4 separate regions of the Homo sapiens genome follow, and regions 1, 2 and 4 are each linked to region 3. A link is an interaction called in ENCODE POLR2A ChIA-PET data of the cell type or tissue named here. Cell type or tissue: MCF 10A. All regions are shown on one strand. Each heading gives the region's core, and the rest is flanking DNA. Links, peaks and the distances in the headings are about the cores only. Region 1 overlaps LOC105376517 (a long non-coding RNA gene). Region 2 holds the start of IFITM10 (interferon induced transmembrane protein 10). Region 3 holds the start of SYT8 (synaptotagmin 8). Region 4 overlaps LINC02708 (long intergenic non-protein coding RNA 2708).

Region 1 (4,920 bases), core at 527-4,526, 62 kb before region 3:
GGCTGAGATGGGAACAGATGCAGGAGTAAGAGTCTTGGGGAGGAAGGCCAGGAGCTCAGTTTTGGATGCTTCAGATTGAGACAAAGCATGTGGGGCAACCAGGTGATTCTGCTGCATGGCAGCAGTGATTTGAGTTGTGAGTCCAGGGAGAGGTCGGGGCTGAGACGGACATGAGATAGTCATCAGTGCCATGTGTTGTGGTGATAAGATTGGATGGCACCAGGCTGAGTGTAGCTAGAGAATAGAAGAGGTCTAGGGACTGAGCCCAGGGGTCTCCCAACTTTAAGAGGTTAGCGGATTGAGGCTGGGTGCGGTGGCTTACGCCTGTAATCCCAGCACTTTTGGAGGCCAAGGCGGGCAGATCACTTGAGGTCAGGAGTTCGTGCCCAGCCTGGCCAACATGGTGAAACCCTGTCTCTACTAAAAGTACAAAAATAGCTGGGTGTGGTGGCAGATGCCTGTAATCCCACCTACTCGAGATGCTGAGGCAGGAGAATCGCTTGAGCCTGGGAGGTGGAGGTTGCAGTGAGCTGAGATTGTGCCACAGCACACCGGGCAACAGAGCAAGACTCCATCTCAAAAAAAAAAAAAGGAAGAAGAAGAAGAGGTTAGAGGATTGAGCAGGCACCAGCAAAGGAGGTGAGGAACCATCTGGAGACAGGAGAGGCCAGGAGGGTGGGGCCCGTAGAGCCGGCCGAAGAAAGTGGTTCAAGGAGGGAGTGGCTGCTGTGTTGAGTGGCTCTGCTGATGGCCTGTGGAAGATGAGCATTCACCACAACGTTTCACAATTTGACCTTGACAAGACCTGTTTTAGTGATGTGGTGGTGGTGAAGTTTAAGAGAGAATGACTGTCATATTCAATCATCAAGACAGTGTGGTATTGACACAAAGATAGATGGGTGGACAGGAAGGAGGAATCTCAGGTATACAGTGTCAAGGTGACATGGAAATGCAGTGGAGGAAAGGCTGATCTTTTCAGGCAATGGAATGGAAGGGTCTCGATCCCTCCCTCATACCATACACAACATTCAATTTTAGATCAGTTAGGGATGTGATGTAAATGGTAAATCCTTTAGGGAGGAAAAAGGCAAAGAGGGCCACCTTCATGATCTTGCCAAAGAGAATGGAAAGAAAAGCCACACGCTGGGAGAAAAGATTTGCAAAACACATATTTGATACAAGACTTGTATCCAAAATAGGCAAAGAACTCTCAAAGCTTAACAAAAGAAAATAACCCAATTTAAAAAGTGAGCAAATCGTCTGCTCAGACGCCTCACCAAGGAAAAAATGCAGCTGGCAAATAAGCGCACGAAAAGATGCTCAACATCGTACGTCGTTAGGGAATTGCAGGTTAAAACAACAGTGAGACACCACCACATACCTGTAAGAATGGCCAAAATCCAAAACACTGACAACGCCAAATGCCGGGGTGGGCGTGCGGCAACAGGAAGTCTCATGCGTTGCTGGCGGAACTGCAAAACGGTGCAGCCACTTTGGGAGACAGTTTGGCAGTTTGTTACAAGGCTTAAATGTACTTTCATCATACCATCCAGCAACTGCCCGCCTCGATATTTACCTCGATAAATGAGTTGAAAACTTATGTTCACACCAACACCTGCACACGAATGTTTAGAGCAGTTTTATTCACCGTCACTAAAAACTGGAAGCAACCAAGATGTCTGCCTAGAGGTGAGTGGACAGACAAACTGTGGTCTATCCAGACATCGGAATATTCTTCAGCACTAGAAGGAAATGAGCAGGCCGGGGATGGGGCTCACGCAGGCAATCCCAGCACTTTGGGAGGTCGAGGTGGGCAGATTACTTGAGCCCAGGGATTTGACACCAGCCTGGGCAACATGGTGAAACCCCATCTCTATAAAAAAATACAAAAATCAGCTCGGCTGCTGGAGGGAGCTTGAAGTCTCAGCTACTGGAGAGGCTGAGGTGGGAGGATTGCTTCATCCTGGGAGGTGGAAGTTGCAATGAGCTGAGATTGCACCACTGAGCTGCAGCCTGGGCAACAGAGAGAGACCCAGTGTTAAAAAAAAAAAAAAAAAAAGCTACAAGCCATGAAAATCCATAGAGGAACGTAAGTGAAAGAAGCCAACCAGTAAAGGCTACATACTGTCTGATTCCATCTCTATGACATTCTAGAAAAGGAAAAATTATGGAGACAGTGAAAGGATCAGTGGTTGCCAGGGTTTGGGGAGGGCAGATGAATAGGTGAAGCACAGAACATTTTTAGGGCAGCAAGACTGCCGTGTATGATACTGTAATGGTAGAACAGGACATTATGCATTTGTCAAAACCCACAGGATGTACAACTCAAAGAGCGAACCCTGCTGTAAACTATGAACGTTAGTTAACAGTAATGCATCCTTGCATCAGTGATCATCACTTATAACAAATGTGCTGCACAAATGCAAGATGTTGATCATGGTGGCAGTGTGTGTGTGTGTGTGTGTGTGTGTGTGGGTGCGTGTATGTGTATAACTTCTGTTCCTCGGCGGGGGAAGGAAGGGGGCAAGGGGTCCTTCTGCAGCCCTACGGCTTAAGGGACGGCTTGAAGGTCAGATTCCCTGGATGGGGTCAGGCGCTGGGTGTGGAGCAGGGAAGTGGTTTCTTCCCCAAGTCCCCCGCCAACCCCAGGAGGTAGGAGAGGGAGCGGCTGAGATGCTGAGTCACCCCTGCTCCAGTCCTGCCCCTCCCTCCTCTTAGGGCTGAGTCACTGCACTCTCAGAGCTGGGGCCACCATGACCCTCAAGAGAAAGGGGGCTGCGGCACCCTGGGGCTCCAGCCACAGGCAGCTTTAGTTCTGCAAGAGCAGTTGAGGAGGCCAGGGAGGGAATTAGCTTTTTGTCAGCTGACTTTGGACAGGACTGGGGCTGGTGGGGGGAAAGGTGGAGGCTGTGAATGGCTGGCACAGTTAGGGCAGGGGGAGGGGCTGCCCAGGCACAGGTGGGGGAGGGGAAGGGATGCTGGGCACAGGTGGGGGAAGGGAAGGGAGTGCCCAGGCACGGGTCGGGGAGGGGAAGGTGGTGCCCAGGCACAGGCGAGGTTTGGGGGAGAGGGTGTCCAGGCACAGGTGGGGGAGGGGGAGGGGCGCCCAGGCACAGGTCAGGGAGGGGAAAGGGGTGCTGGGCACAGGTGGGGGAGGGGGAGGGGGAGGGGGGTGCCCAGGCACAGCTGTCTGGCTTCCCTCCAGGTCCAGGACATGGCATCTCTGGGTGTCCTGCTGGGAAGGGACCCAGCTTGGCTGAAGGTGCACTGTGCCTTTAGCATCCCCCCAGTCCTCCACCCTGAGGTTATCCAGCTCACCCACCCTGGCCGCTGCCCCTGACCTTCAGTCTGTCTCTCTGTGCAAGGAAGAGGAGTGGCATGCAGGGCTCACAGTTGCTGGAGGCCTCTGCTGTGTCCTCTTCCAGGAGCCTCAACCTCTACCTGCCTCCAGAAATGAGCACCCCCGAGTCCTGAGCTTACTGTGGGGCCCAGTTCTGCACTGGCTGCCGGGGTGTGCGTTTCTGGGCATCCCCCAGGGCTGGACAGGCCTGGGTGCTGTGGAGGAGAGCCGGATGCCAGTCATCAGTTGGGGTTGAACTGGATGACCTTTTAAGCTAACCTCCTGCTCCCCACCCTCTGCATACACCCTGTTCGGGCACCTGACCTTCCAGGATCACAAATGTGTAATAGGAAAAAACCCAAAAGCTTTAGGGTTCAGCAGTCTCTGAGGGCTGCAGTCTCAGGGCACTGATGAAAAGACCAGGGTCCCAGTGGCCCACAAACCCTCTGGATTAGGGGCTTCAGCTCCAAGGACTGAGCCCTGAGCCATGGCCTTCCTCCATCATGGCTTCCCTGGGAGGGCCTGGCAGGCACATGGAGGCCTCGGGAGACCCCAGGAGCCCACAGGTATGGGTGCACCGTGGCAGGCGGCCACAGAGCCCACTGGGCTCTGCAGCTGGAATAACTGAATACGCAGCTCACTGTCCCCCAAGCTTGGTTGGGGACTCTTCCTTCATATTTTAACAAAATCCACGGCACCTCTGGGATGCCGGCGGCTGCTGCACACTGGGGACAAACAAGACAGATGCAGACCTGCCTTCATGGGGCAAATAGGAGCCAAAGCAAGTGCTCAACCAATAAGAGATGTAGTTCCAGACTGTGGTGTGTGCTGAGGGGAACAGCTGGGGCCGGGCTGCCTCAGAGACAGTGAGGAGGTTGGGGTGTCTATAGGGATGACTGAAGGCCTTCCTCAATGACGGACAGGAGCCAGCCTGAGAATGGAATGAGCTGGAGGGACCGAGAGGCCTCCATGGCTAGGAAGGTGGGAAAGGATGTGATGAGGTGAGGTCAAAGGGGTGATGGGGGCCCGCCAGCCAGGGGATGCATCTGGCACAGGAGTGGCTTAGCCAGGCTGCAGGGAGGCCCAGGGAGGGAGCTTCCCTGCCCTGGCTTACTGGGGAGACAAGCCCGGCGCCCAGGAAGGGATGCGAATGTACATGGACTACCCGTGCAAATGCTTATGGTGAAATGTTCTGTGTCAACTTGGCTGGGCCACAGTATCCAGATATTTGCAAACGCTAGTCTAGATGTTTCCGTGAAGGTGTTTTTCAGAGGTGATTCTCATTCCCATTTAAATCCGTAGACTTTGAGTAAAGCCGATGATGTGCCAGTGTATGGTGGGCCTCAGCCAATCAGCTGAAGGCCTTAACAGAAAGAAGACTGAGATCCCTGAGGAGGAAGGAATTCTGCCAGCGACAGACTCGGGACTCACAATGAGGCATCAACTCTTCCCTGGGTCTCCAACCTGCCCTGAGGTTTTAGACTTGCTGCCTCCATAATTACACAGGCCAACTTTAAACAATAAATCCCTCTCTCTCCGCATATATACCTATCACACCCCATTGGTTCTGTCTCTTTGGA
Region 2 (4,920 bases), core at 517-4,516, 84 kb before region 3:
GTAATAGTCGTTCACCTCGGTGGTGTCCGGGTAGACCTCGATGACGGTCGTGGGGTTGGTCATCGTCTTCTTCTCGGCTAGGTGCTTGCAGGCAGGGGGCGCGCCGGCAGCCCGCACGCTGTCGGTCTTGCTGCTCTTGGACTCCATGGGGAACAGTGTGGGCGCCATCGGGGGAGAGGCCGAGGGCTCAGGGGCAGGGGCCGCCGGAGCCTGCAGGGCAGGGGGCTTGGACACGCAAGCGAAGCAGCCCTTGGGCGAACCTGCCGGGGGCCTCGGAATCCAGAAGGCCCCGTCCAGGGGGACTCGGGCTTCCTGGGCGCCGTCCGTGGTGCTGGCCGGGTCTCCCAGCGGGGCTGGGCACTGGCCGGGGCCCTGGGCCTGGAGAGGAGAAAGTGAGAGCAAGCTGGGCCCGGCCTACCGGCCAGCACCCACCCTCACGCCCAGCAGCTCCGAGAACAGCCCCAGTGGAGACGGAAATCCCTGCGGGGGCCGCCAGCTGCCAGCCTGCCACCTGCCTCCCCCACCCGCCCCGGGCCTCGGCGGCCACGGACGATGCCAAAGCCCTTCGCAGCAGCCTTGGCAGGGACCTGGGGCTTTCATCACTTCGCCATCTGCGCATAAACACTCACCCACTGACACACACAACAGCACCCCCCGCCCCGAAGCACACCAACGCTGAGACTGACACTGTTGCAAAACACAGAGTGCCCCAGCACCCCAAACAACCCCGCACACACGGGGCGCCGGACCCACAGCGACGCTGCCTCAGCCGCCAACCGGCAGAGCTAGCAGAGCGGCCAAAGCACCTGCCCACGGCGCCCGCGGACACCCGATACCGCCACGGGCACCGCCACGGGCTCCACCGCGGGCTGCACCGCGGGCTCTCCAGACCCCGGGGCGCACCCGCGGGCGCGCTCAGAGCCATTGACGAGTAAACAACTCCCCACACAAGGCGATGCAGGCTCAGCCACGAGCACCAAGAACCGGCACAGGTGCGGGGTCTCCAACTCGTGCGCACCGCCCCCCACCTCCAACCTGGGGACCCCAAGCGCGCACACTTGCCCGGAGCCACGCACCCCCGGGCCATACATAGACGCACAATAACAGGCTGTGAAATGAACACTTCTCCAACGAGGCACCAAGTCGCTCGCGCTCTGCGCCACCCCGCGTTCCCAGCTCCCGTGCGGCGCTCGCCGGGGGGTCTGCGGCCGAGGCTCTGCAGCCCCCAGCCCCATCCGGGTCTGCCGCAGCCCCCCGGACGGCGCCTCCTCACCTACAAGCGACTCCTCGGCGCGCGGCCGGACCCCCTGAGCCTCGGTGCGCGCGTCCTTCCGCCGTCCCGCGGGCCGCTGTCTGTCCACTGATCCGCCTCCCAGCGGCCCAACCTTGAGGGGGTGGGGAGCGCGCGGGGCTCGGCGGCGGCGCCGCTGCCTCCCCCGCCGCCTGCGCTCCCTCCGCAGCGCCAGACCGGCCGCGCGGCTGCAGCCCAGAGCCTGACTCACGGCGGCAGCGGGCACAGCCACCTCCCCGCCTCCGCCTCCTCCTGCCAGGAGGGTGGGGGCCTCGGAAGCCGCGACCCTGGGGAGTTGCAAGGTCCCGCAGGGATGGGACCCCTACAGCCCCCGACCAGGGTGTCCGCGCCACCTCCATCTCCCCGGACCCACTGCGTCTTCCTCCCCACCCCACCCGGCCCCATCCCTCTCGCGGAGCCCCCAGCCCCGTGGAAGACTGGACGCTCCCGGAACCCTCCCCATCTGCCTCCCCAAGAGAGACCCTCTTCCTCTTCCCACTCTCCCCATGGCGCTCCACCCCAGCGCCTGGGCCCTGCTGCCTCCAGGGACCCCCGCCCCTGGGTCCTGCCCTTCTGGCCTGTTGACTCTCAGTTCCAGCAGCTCAGTCCCCTCCTGACGAAGCTCCAGTCCCCTGAGCCCCAGCAGGCCCCCTACCTGACTGCCCGTCTCTGCCCCATCCTGTCCCTAACCAAGTCCACAAGGCCCCCAAGACCACCCTCCAGTCCCTTCCCTCCTTAGCCCACCAAGTCCAGGCCTTCCGGTAAGTTTCAGCACCCCCTACTCTGTTCCTTCCTGGCTGAGCCCACTCCTGCCCATCGGAGCTCCTGCCCCCTTTCCTGGAGTCTGACTTCACCCAGCCGGGGCCCCACTCCAGTTCACTCCCAGAGTCTGGGAGAATGTGGCCTCTCCTGCGCAGACCCCAGGTCATGCTCCATCTGCTCGCAGGGCAAAGTGTCCCGTTCCGAGCTCTGGTCCTGTGCTGAGGTCCTGGCTGCTAAGGACACTTGTCTCCCTGGAGGCTGGTTTACTCACCTGCCCACAGCCTCTCTGTGATCCCTACCAGCCCTTCTGAGCCTGGTCCCCTGAGGATACTTTGTTCCCTGTGAATCATTTTTCCTGACCAATGCCTGTCCTCCCAGCCTCAGCCGCCTCCGCTACCCCACCACATCCTCACTCTCACGGTATGCTTGACGCCAGCTGATCTTCCATCCCCATAACAGTCCCCATGAGTTCCTCCCCATGGAGAAAACTCCAGCCTTCCCTCCCTCCCTCCAAGTCCCCCACTTCACCACGCAGGTTCCCTGAGCTGGGTCCTCTTCACCAACCTCCAGCTCCCACTGAGCCTCGACCCTCTCCAAAGTCCCCCGGAAGCTGAGGATGCATGGCGGCCCCCGTTTTCCCTCCCTCATCTCTCTCCAAGCCCCATCCTCCCATGAAACTCCTTTCTCCTCTGCCACTCTCAACTGGCCTCCTGTGTCTCCGCAACCCTCTTTCCTGTCTGGAAGGCCAGTCCTGCTTGGGGTCCTGTCTGCCTGCCTGTGCCTGACTCTGAACCCTTTCTCTCCCCAAACCTCTGTTCTGAACCCTAATCCCCTGGAAAAGCCCAGCCCTCTGCAAGCCCCTCCTCTTTCCAGCCTAGTCCCCGCCCCTCATGCCTGGGCTGACCCGGGCACAGTGTTATCCACAGCACGCCAGGAACCCACAGCACAAGGCTGATCTTAAATGATGTTGATAAACCCTAACGAGCAGGAGGGGTCATGAAGCATGAGGAGCCTCCTCCTCGTCTCCTTGGGCACCCTGGCCATGCTCTCCCTGGAGCCCACAGGCCGTGGGTGGATGGGGCCTGTCGGAGAACCAGGGTTCCGTTCTCCCTCCCCAACTCCCTCCTCCTTTCCAAGGGCCTGGCCCAGGGAAAACTGGACCCGGTGTCCTCAGACGGGGCCTGATCCCAGGCTGAGTGTGGCCTGTGTGCCATGCCCCCATGTCTCCCCAGCATCTGAGCTGGGCTTACCCGGCCAGCCACCACCTTCTGGGAGACCCTGGCCTGCCACACAGCCTCTGCCCAGTGCTGCCCCACCCCAGTTTGCCCTGAAGGCCTCAGGCAGTGAGGAGGCCTCCATAGCAGGAGAGGGTTGCCTGGGCCCGAGGGTCCAGGGCCTGCCCAGGGTCACTGGGTAGGTGACAGGGGAGCCAGGGCCTGCTCCCGGCCTCAGGCCACCTTGGGGCTGCCTCTGAGGCCAGGAAACACCACTGAGAGGGAGCCAGGGGTCGCAGGGCAGAGCCAGGGCCGAGCCAAACTTGGCACAGCCAGCATTCATGTGACTGTTGGTGGGCTCCCCAAGGGCCTGGGCTCCAGCTTCCCCTTTGCTAGGGGTTTCTGGTTACAACCCACAGTCTAGACAGGGGGGGACTCCAGGCTCAGGGTCCAGTCACCAGCTAGAAAACCACGGAGGAACCCGGGGTCAGACTCCAGGGCCCCGAGAATCCTGCCGGGCTGGAGGGAGCCCTCGGAGCAACCCCAGGGCAGCAGCCATGAAGATGGGAGCTGGACGGAGCTGACAAGCTGCAGAAGGAGGGAGATGGGGAGAGTGGGACAGGGCAGGGACAACAGGGTATGGCTGCCTCCTTGTACCTCTCTGCCCTCCCAGGCCTCAGTGCACAAAGCATCTGATGACAGGACATTTGTCTCCCCAGAAGCCCTGCCAGGCCCTGCAGAGTTCTGCCCAGCTCTGCTCAGATTTCAGGCATGCCAAACGCCAGGCATGTGTTTCCAAGCCTCCGTGCCACCCTGGGTAAATGTTCTTGCTCCAGGTGTCTGCCGTAGCATGGCTCTGGGGTGAAAGCCCTGCAGCCCCTTGGGAGGAAGGCCAAGGCAGCCACCACCCTCAGGCAGAGGCATCAAGATAATGGCAAATGTCACATCTGCCTCATCTTCTAACCTGTTGGGGTGGGGCTCGAGGGGGCTCTAAGTGACTCCAGAGCTACTGATCCCAAAAGGAACTCTGCTCCCACCACCACATGCCCACAAACTCCTACTTACCTATTAGAACCCCAGGGGCTGCTACCACTGCATCCGGGCACACGCTCCCAACCCCTCCCCTCCCAGCGGAACAAGCGCACCGCGTTATCAGCCCGGGGATCCGTGACTGTGGCAGCTGTGGCTGGAGGGGACTTCTGAGTCCAATCCCTGCAACCAGGGACCCTGGGCAGGCTTGCTTGGTGCCAGCTCAGCTCACTGCACACAAAACCGCTTCTAGGGCCTGGGAGGCAAGAAGGCCCAGCTAGGCCAGCCCCCCCACGCCACCTGGGGCCATTTATTTCCCGGGACAAGAGGGCTGAGGAGGGTGACTGGTAGGCCTGCTCTGAGGGTCCCCGAGAGCAGAAATAGCCTCTGTTCGAGTGCCGTGGCTGCCTGGCTGGGCCACCTCCCTGAAATCACTCCTCAAGGCTGGCACTCACACTAGACACCCTGAAACCCCAGCCAAGGCCACATCCTGCCGGCTACTGCTCCAGACCTGGGAACAAGTCAGTCCCCGCTGGCCGACCAGGCTGGAGCCCATGGGCTGGGCAGGGCAGGGCAGGGGGCCATAGGCCCGGGGCACCCCAAATGCTTGTCCCGGTGCTGCCG
Region 3 (4,000 bases), core at 1-4,000:
TGGCCTTGGAGGGTGAGTCGGATGGGGATGCGGAGAGGCCTTCTAAGCAGCTTGGCAGCTGCAGGAGCAGAGCAGCCGCCTTCGTGGGGAGAGAGGAGCCGGTTTCCAGAGCCTTAAGGAGCCCGCTGGAGCGGTGGCCAGGGGGGAGCCGGGGAGGAGGGACCGTCTCCCTTTCCTGGGAAAACATGGCGTGAACTCCCAGAGAAGGTTTTCCCAGCAGGGCCACAGGAGACAGACAGCCAAAGCTAGACAACGGGGAGAGCAGCCCCGGGAGGCTCAGGCAGGGAGGGCGGGGGATTCCCAGATCTGGGAGGGGAGACCCGAGAGCCCCCAGCGCCCAAGGGTCTCCAGGGCACTGTCCCCGGGAGCCATGAGGGAGGCCGGGTCCCGAGGGGCGGACGGCGCCACCTGGTGGCCATGCGCCCGCTGCACCTGCACCTCCCTGGGGTCCCGGCGGTCCGGAGGGACCCCGCACCTCCCCAGGCTTTGGGACCCCCAGCATCGGCAGCCAGCGCCCCCAGGGTCCTGGGGTTCTCCGGAGCAGCTTCTGGGTGGCCCCTGTGCTCCTCTGGGGACAAGGTCACCAGGCTGGCCCGGGAGTGCCGCTGGCCGGCCGCGGCAAATCACTGCAGGGGAGCTCTCCCCGCCCGGCCCTGACTGTTCTTAGACTAAAGGAGGGGGGACGCCAGCAAAGCGGGGGCACAGGGGAGGGGCGCACGCACACGCACACGCACACATGCCCGCACTCACAGATGGAGATTCTGTATTGGCAACTTATCCGGAATCTCAACCATAAAAATCTGGAGTGAAGCTACTTTAATCTCAGCATGTATACAGGCTCTGACATTTCAAAAAGAGAAGTTGCCTTGAAACTCCACGTAGGGAGGAGGCAGTGGCCTGTTTGAATCTGGCCGGCACAGTCCCGCTCCAGGGACCCTGCGGACCCAGCCCATTCCATCAGCCACCACCAGTAGGAGCGCTCCGCCAGCCACGTGTGGGACGCCGGACCCACCTGGGAGTGTCCCCCAGGAGCTGAGGGGCTGCCGAGGCCCGTGAGCTTCACTGCACACCCACACTGCATCTGCAGGGGACTCACCCAAAGGGTCCCCCGAACTCGACAAGCTCCGTCATTTGTGAGGCCCAGTGCAGAATGAAAATGTGCAGCATCTTGTTCCAAAATTAAGAATTTCAAGATGGCCCCAGCACGCATTAAACCAAGCAGGGACCCCTCTGAGCATGGGGCCCTGCGCACAGGGTGCAGCCTGGAAAGCTGGCCCTGACCTCCGCATCTCCTTTTTGTACCTATAATCCCTCCATTGTGCTGGCCCCTGTGTTCTGGGGACAGGCTGGGCTTCCCAGGCCATGCTGGCCTCCAGAGCCACAAAACTAGAGCTCCCAGCCTCGGTCCACTCGTCTGTAAAACACCTGGCCTGCTGACCTCACAGGGTCAACATGCGTGTGGGGCTGGAACCTGGACCCTCCCTCCCCTCCTTGAGCTGCAGCCCCCTCATCTGAACACTGGGGGTTTGGGTCCGTTCTGGGAGTGCAGCTGCCTCTCCCAGCCTGCCAGGGAGTGGGGCATTGATGCTGTGTGCGCGTGCGTGTGTGTGTGTGTGTGTGTGTGTGTGTGTGTGTGTGTGTGTGTGTGTCTGGAGTCATGGCAGGGTCCCTTTCTGTCTGTCTCCTTGCTCTGCCCCAGACTGGGGGGCTGCAGAGGTGAGGGTATCTGGCCTCAACAGCTGCTTATTCCCGATGGGATGGCCTGGGCTGGGCCCCTGAGGCCAGGCTGACTTGGACATGGCAAGAGGGGTCCCAGGCTCTTGTGGGCAAAGCAGGGGAGGCGCCAATGTGGAGGAACAGAGTCTCCTGGCTGGCTGCTGCTCTCTGGAGCGGGTGGAGTCAGGGAAGAGCTGAGCTGGGGAGTCACCCTGGGCCTGGGGTCACCGTAGGCCCCATGTAGCACCCTGGTTCCCCTGCCTGTAGGTGACAGGAGCCAGCCCAGCCAGGTGTGCTCCCTCCCCAGGCCCTAGGCAGGCGGGTACAGGGGCCAGCAGCTGCGCCCGCCCCACCTTCCTTCCCACCCACATGCCGAAGGGTGGCCAGGCAGGCAGGTGGACGAGTCCAGGCAGCGGCTGAGTCAGTGTGTGTGGAATGTTCTGGCCGCTCCCAGCTGCACCCTGCCCCTACCTGCCACCACCTCACCTTCATCCTCAGGCGCTGCGGCCCTGAGCCCCTGCCAGGAATGCACCTTTAGCCCAGGCCTGCTCAGTGAGCTCCGCCGACAGCCAGCCCTGCTCCTCCCGCCATGACCCTGCAGACCCCTCTGGGCTTCCAAGTTCCTGGGGGCTGCAGTGAACATGCTCCACCTGCATGGCTGGCAAACCATGGTGGGCCCCAGCTGTGGTGCGTGCTGGGGTAGAGGCAAGGAAGTGATGGGACCGCAGAGATGAGACCCCCAGGGATGAGATGGGACCCCCAGGCAGGGCCCAGGGTCCAGGGCCCAGGAGAGAGAAGCAGGGAGGGAGAGAGCTTCCTGGTGGAGGACGCATCCTACAGTGGGGGCAAGGGTGCTCTGAGGTCCGGTGAAGGCAGGGACTAGGCTGCCCAGGCCCTGCCTGCTTGGCTGGGGCTGGGGGCTGCTGGGAGGTGGCTGGGAGGCTGGGCCTGGGCAGCTAAGCTGGAGCTTTGGCCAGGGTCCAGAGCCTCCCTCCCTTCAGCTTCCTGCTGCACAGAACCCTCGCCCCTGGCCACCCCGTGCTGCCTCCTTGCCCTGGCAGACCCAGCACTGGCTGCTGCTAGTCAGATGGGGTAGCGGGCAGGGGCCGGAGGGGCCACCCTCCCAGCTGACCCAGCCTCCTGGGCCGCTTCTTCCAAACCAGCAGGGTAGAAAGATGGGGCACCCACCAGTCTCTCCCAGTGCCCCGGCCCCAGCTGGCACCACAGCTATACCTGGGCTTATTCCAGACCTTGTCGCCGGGACCCCCTGTGAGTTGTGGGATTCCCAAGAGGGGTGTGGGGATAACCCAGCCAAGTGGGGGCTGCAGCTGTCCACAGATGCACTCAGCCTGGCCTCTACCCCAGGGCCCCGCTGGGCTCTCATTGCCGGCGCCCTTGCCGCGGGCGTCCTCCTCGTCTCCTGCCTCCTCTGTGCTGCCTGCTGCTGCTGCCGCCGCCACAGGAAGAAGCCCAGGGACAAGGAGTCCGTGGGTCTGGGCAGTGCCCGCGGCACCACCACCACCCACCTGGTGAGGAGCGGCTCCTTGCTCACTCAGTCCAGAGAGGGCTTGAAATCCAGGCTCCAGAGCCCAGGGCAGCGAGGCGAGTTCAGCCCCAGGGATGGTTTAACCCCCACAGAGGCAGGGCGTTGAGGACCTTCCTGGCAGGGAAAGTGGGTGAACAGAGGTGAGAAGGAGGCCATGCAACAGGGGCTGCCCCATGGGCCCGAGGGAGCCACAGCGGGTTCTTGAGGAAGGCAGGGGGTACCCCAGATGCCACGTTTTGGGTGGGTTTGGCCGGTCTCACAGAGCGAAGCCGACGATTTGTGCCTGTTGGGTGGCCTGGCCTGGAGGCGGGGGGTCTTGACCCATGTCATGCAAGGGCTGCCCGGGAGCCCAGGGCTCTGATGAGGCATGATGTCAGCACCACCTGCCCCTTGTCCCAACTCACTCCAGGTGCAACCTGATGTGGATGGCCTGGAGTCCAGCCCGGGGGATGCTCAGCAATGGGGGTGCCTGCAGCTCTCCCTGGAGTTCGACTTTGGAAGCCAGGAGGTGAAGGGCCCCGCTGCGCAGGACCAGCGGTTCTGCGAGTTTCCGGAAAGGGTGACGGGGGAAGGGCAGACCCCATGCCCTGGGTGGTGGGGAGCTGACAGGGCAGGGGCCCTTGGCTGAGCCCACCCCGCTGGCTCCCAGATCAGGGTGGGCCTGAGGCAGGCAGCCGACCTGAGGCCTGGGGGCACCGTGGACCCCTATGCCCGGGTCAGCGTCTCCACCCAGGCCGG
Region 4 (4,920 bases), core at 425-4,424, 140 kb before region 3:
GGACGGGTGTTTCCAGGGAATCCCTGTGTAGGTGGGATCCAGAGGGCTTGAAACCCTCAAGCTACCAGCCAGCTCCACGCCTAGGACAGGCCTTATTAGAGTTCAGGATCTGCCAGCTCCCAGGGGCAGCCTCAATGTCCGGGGTGGATGGGGGTTTCTGTGGGTTCACTTCTGCCCCCAGCTGGGATGCCTGGAAGGAGAGCTCAGGGACAGTGTGGCCAGACCCTGACCCAGACAGAAGATTCTGTCTGAGAGACCGGGGACCTTCACAGAGGGACAGAGGCCCAGGAAGCAGCGGCTGCTGCTGTAAGCCTACGGCGAGAGCCATGGTCACAGAAGACCCACTTGTTGCCAGGCGTTTTGCCTTCACAATGGCAAAGTCTCCCAGTGGCCCAGGAGAAAAGGGAATGCTCATTCCATTCTGCCTGCCAGAAAACAGAGGCTGAGGCCCAGAGGCTCAGGCAACCTCCCCAGGTTCACCTCATTTGGAAACAGCCCCTTCCCATCCCCGGTTGCTGCCGCAATCTTCTAAGGGGACTTCCTCAGAGGTCATTAAATGCATTGAAAACTGGTTCTGGTCCTCGACCCTAAGCTGCTGGAGGAGGGGGTGTGGGAGCAGATTCGGGGTGCACCTGTGTGTTCAGGTGAAGGCGGAGGGAAATTAGTCATGGAGCTAAGCTGAACCACCTGCTGGGCCCCAGGCAGGCAAGGCCCTGTGGGCAGGTGGGAAGCCAGAGGCCGCCTCTCACCCCGGGGAGGGGCAGGGGCTGGAGTGACGGTGCAGGGTGAGATTTTGGCCAGGCACAACTCCATCCATCCCTGCATCCCCAGGAAGCCACAGACACCCAGGTTCTGAGAGCCCGGCTCTCGAATGTCCCTCCTCCCCCGACCTCCTTCGGTGCCCCTGGCCATGCCAGCCCTGAGCATGAAGCCTTCAACTTTCCCACGCACCCACTTCCACTCTCCAGGGCTGAGGAGCAGGAAGGAGATGGCTTGGAGGGGTGAGCCCCTGTCCTGTTCTCAGAGGGTCACAGCTACTCACTACCTGCTACGAAGACAGGGAAGGGTGGGAGCCGTTCTAAACCAGCATCAGTGCATGCCACAAAATAGAAGCCGTGCATTACAAACTAGAAACGAGGGCTTGGTTGCAGGCACCTTCCCTAGAGACCCTGGCTGAGCAGAGGCTGGGGTCTGGCTGCGCTGCTCTGACGGTGTGCACGGGCGGGCTAGGCACTCGCCCTGAGTCCCAGAAAGAGGAGCCCACAGATACAAAACTTAAAGGATGTGTTATTTTATTTTTTAATTTAATTTTTGTTTTTTCAAAAGCATCAAAGTCATTGTGATTGGAAGGAATGCGCAAGTTGGTCTGGGGTGCTGTCCCTGGGCGCCGAACCAGCCGGGGACATGGCCCCTGGAGAGCTGCCGACCCCGGGGCTAGGGGAGTGGTCTTGCGAGGAGCCTTTGCTTCCCACTCGCCGGCCGCCCCGCGGGGCCCTCCTGCCACCAGGTGGCGCTTCTCGGCCAGCCCGGGCCGCAGGACCTGCAGTCTCGTTTCCCCAGGAATGGCGACGGCCCTGTTATTCCCATCACAATTTTACAGGTCAGAAAAGGAGACTCGGAGTGCATATATAGCAACTTGGAGAAAGTCGCAAGGGACGAAGGACCCTTCCCCGGACACAGGAACCTTCTGGGGGATGGGGACAGGGACTCAGGTGCAGAGAAAACCAGAGCTGCTACCGTGGGGACAGAAAGGGAGTCTACCCAGAGACAGCAGAGGCAGGAGCTGCCCCCCCTCTTTGCCCCCAGTGGCCCCGAGCGAGGGGTTGCCACCACCTAGAGCCTGGGGACCAGGGGCCAGTGCCTGGGGACGGAGGCCGTGGTCGAGACAGGCGAGGGATGTGGCGGAGACAGGGAGGCCCAGGTCGGCTGGCACAGGGCAAGGAGCAGGCGAGCCGACCCCAGGGCCTTGCCCTTGTCACGCCCCCTGCCATGTTCCTGCTGGCCCCCTTCCTGTTCTGTGAGGTCAACACGCAGGAGAAAGGGGCAGAAGGGAAGGTCTCCCCACACCGAGGGCTCTGCCCGCTTGGGCCAGGGGTTGGGGGGTGGTCATGGCACCAGGGCTGCTCTGAGCTACAGCCCCGAGGGGGGGCCGGGCGATGCCTCCTCCTCCGTGCCAGCCTGTGCCGGGGCCCCTAGGAACCCCCAAGTCCCTGCCTGTGACCTCTGCAGAGCCCAGCAGGCGCCTCCCCGCCCTCGGCCACAGGCTCGGAGCTCACGGCCCCCAGGGGGCGCTCAAGGACTGCTCATCTGCGCTTCTGCCGCGGGCAGCTCTGACCCCTCCCGCTGCGCTCCTCCAGCCGCATCCCTGCAGCCTTGGGCCCTACTGGCCCGGGGGAGGAGGCACTGCGCTTTGGGGAGGAAGAGAGACTAAAGGGGAGACCGAGAACCCCGGGTCAGGAAGCGGAGAGCTAAAACGACAACCGTGGGTCAGCGGAGGCCGGCAACTTCATTTCATGACCTCTGGCCTCCAAAGCAGCTCTGCAAAGTGGTCAATGCTCCTCTCGTTGTGTAGATGAAGATACTGAGGGCCAGGGAGGCTGTGGACTGCCTGATGTCACACGACTGGTGGGGCGGCGGGCGGGTCTGTCCCCAGGCGATTGTCCTCGAGGCACACGGCGGGGCAGAGCTTGGAAGCGGCCGAGGTGGGGGTCCCTGGGTGTGGATGTAGTGACCCCGGAGCCACGTGGAGCCACCTTCAGACCCAGAGCTGAAGCAGGAGGGTGACCGGTAGAGCAAGGCCGTGCACACCCCCGTTGCAGAATTGAAAACGCGCCTCAAAATAAAACCCCGTGTTTCACAAGAATGCACTAATTCCCGAAGATATCCGGGCGCACGGGATGCAGTGGGGATTGGAGATGCAGGGGCCATGCAAGTGAGAAGGACCCTGCTCAGCGTGAGGCTCTGATGGTCTTGAATTCCTTTGCCATGCTCGGACAAGGGGCCTGCGCTGTCACGTTGCTTTGGACCCTGAAAATTCGGGAGCCCGTCCTGAGCCCACGCTGCCATAGTTGCCAGGTATCCAGCATATGCACAAAACACCTCCACGCCGGTGCTCTGCCCTGCCCTGCTCTGGAGACCCACATCCAAGGACAGGTCTCTCCTATGGCAGCCCTGCTCCCTGCCCTTCTTCCCCACCTGCTCAGTCCTGCAAAGCCTTCGGCCAAGACTGACACCTGGGGGTTCTGTCTCCCACACTCTAGGGGCCTCCTCCACATGTCGGTGACCTCTGACCACTGTTTCAGACCCACAGCTCCTGGGTGCACTCAGCATTGGGTCCCTATGGTATCAGAGTGTTCCAGGCCTGGGGCACTGCACTCACTGCAGACCTGGCCTGAGATTCAGCAGCTGGGCACCCTATGAGATCTAGTTTCTGAATGGCGTCGTCACCTGACTGGGCATACAAGCCACAGGCCCCGTGGTCTGTGGGCGGCCATTGTCCTGTGTGTGGGGTGGGGCACTGGGACCCTCCCACAGCTTTGGCTTTCTCAGAGTTTCTATCCCTGTGTCCTCCTCTGTCAGCAAAGCCCAAAGGTGGGGGGCTCCTGAGCTGCCACCTCCTTTGTTTCTCCAACTCTGCCGGTTCATTGGACTATGCCCTTGGTGCCTCACAGTGTGCTGACTGACAGCATCTCTAAGCCCTAAACCACTGAGCCTGGAGTCATCCAGCTCCAGGGAAATGACTCTGCAGGGTCACGATTCCTGGGTCTGCACTCAGGCCCCCTCTTTCCAACCAAGACAGCAGGATCCCAGGTATCCTGAGACCTGTCCTGATCCTGAATCCTGTCCTGATCCTGAGTCCTGTCTTGATCTTGGGTCCTGACCTGATCCTGCCCTGAGTCCTGTCCTGATCCTGGGTCCTACCCTGATCCTGTGTCCTGCCCTGATCCTGAGACCTGCCCTGATCCTGGGTCCTGTCCTGATCCTGATTCCTGCCCTGATCCTGTGGTCCTGCCCTGATACTGAGACCTGCCCTGATCCTGGGTTCTGCCCTGATCCTGAGTCCTGTCCTGATCCTGGGTCCTGTCCTGATCCTGAGACCTGCCCCGATCCTGAGTCCTGTCCTGATCCTGCCCTGATCCTGAGTCCTATTGTGATTCAAAGTGCTGTCTTGATCCTGCGTCCTGCCCTGATCCTGAGTCCTGTCCTGATCCTGCCCTGATCCTGGGTCCTGCCCTGATTCTGAGTCCTGTCCTGATCCTGGGTCCTGCCTGATCCTGAGACCTGCCCTAATGCTGAGTCCTGTTCTGATCCTGAGTCCTGTTTTGATCCTGAGTCCTGTCTTGATCCTGGTTCCTGCCCTGTTTCTGAGTCCTGTCCTGAGCCTGCCCTGATCCTGAGTCCTATTCTGATCCTGAGTATTTCCTGATCCTGGCTCTTATGAGATCCTGGGTTTCATCCTGTTCTACCCACGGGTGATAGCCCAGGATGGGGTCACCTGCTCTAGGGTGTCTCCATGCGTGGTCTCCCTGTGCCTTCTGTAAACTTCCCCTGAGACTTTCGGAGTCAAGTCAGCATCAGCATCAGCATAGAAGTGGGTTGAATAGGACCCCCTCATTCCTGTCCACCTGGAAACTCTGAATGTGATCTTATTTGGACACTGGGTCTTTGCAGATGTAATCAAGTTAAGATGAGGTTGTACTGGAGTAGGGTGGGCCCTGATCCAATGTCTGGTGTCCCTGTAAGAGAAAGGAGGGGAGGAGGTCAGACACAGACACTCAGTGGAGAAGCCCACTTGAGGATGGAGGCAGAGACGGGGGATGCAGCCACAAGCCAAGAATGTCTGGCCACCACCAGAAGCTGGAAGACGCAGAAAGGATCCTTCCCTGGAGCCTTCAGAGAGTGTGTGGCCCACGGAGAACT

The links. Peaks named below come from ENCODE experiments on the same cell type or tissue, not always from the same donor. Only the 100,000 strongest peaks of a DNase experiment are listed, where the experiment ranks them.
Region 1: POLR2A ChIA-PET joins it to region 3 with 36 read pairs; 10 of 35 experiments call an interaction of 5 or more read pairs at or near these places.
Region 2: POLR2A ChIA-PET joins it to region 3 with 107 read pairs; 9 of 35 experiments call an interaction of 5 or more read pairs at or near these places.
Region 4: POLR2A ChIA-PET joins it to region 3 with 49 read pairs; 21 of 35 experiments call an interaction of 5 or more read pairs at or near these places.

Annotation. Positions count from the first base shown.
Region 1 is chr11:1,770,010-1,774,929 of GRCh38, forward strand. It overlaps LOC105376517 (a long non-coding RNA gene), which reads right to left. Exons shown (of 4, transcript XR_002957212.2): 3 at 1,577-2,013; 4 at 1,357-1,491. Among named protein-coding and RNA genes, the nearest start is that of CTSD, 8.5 kb to the left of the region's middle. In MCF 10A, for the core only: no CTCF peak of the experiment used is centred there; DNase peaks (open chromatin) are centred at 1,972 and 2,692.
Region 2 is chr11:1,747,742-1,752,661 of GRCh38, forward strand. It overlaps IFITM10 (interferon induced transmembrane protein 10), which reads right to left and starts at 2,854. Exons shown (of 3, transcript NM_001170820.4): 1 at 2,618-2,854; 2 at 1-378. The coding sequence starts at 2,701. RefSeq lists enhancers at 1,154-1,909, 1,910-2,665. In MCF 10A, for the core only: no CTCF peak of the experiment used is centred there; a DNase peak (open chromatin) is centred at 2,390.
Region 3 is chr11:1,832,215-1,836,214 of GRCh38, forward strand. It overlaps SYT8 (synaptotagmin 8), which reads left to right and starts at 2,776. Exons shown (of 8, transcript NM_001394072.1): 1 at 2,776-2,985; 2 at 3,082-3,245; 3 at 3,672-3,770; 4 at 3,912-4,000. The coding sequence starts at 2,892. RefSeq lists silencers at 305-514, 575-634 and enhancers at 737-1,352, 1,353-1,966. In MCF 10A, for the core only: a CTCF peak has its summit at 445 (motif pointing left); DNase peaks (open chromatin) are centred at 2,167 and 2,707.
Region 4 is chr11:1,691,878-1,696,797 of GRCh38, forward strand. LINC02708 (long intergenic non-protein coding RNA 2708) reads left to right here. Exons shown (of 3, transcript NR_187232.1): 3 at 1-2,863. Among named protein-coding and RNA genes, the nearest start is that of KRTAP5-6, 2.9 kb to the right of the region's middle. In MCF 10A, for the core only: CTCF peaks have their summits at 1,494 (motif pointing right) and 2,285 (motif pointing right); DNase peaks (open chromatin) are centred at 1,544 and 2,304.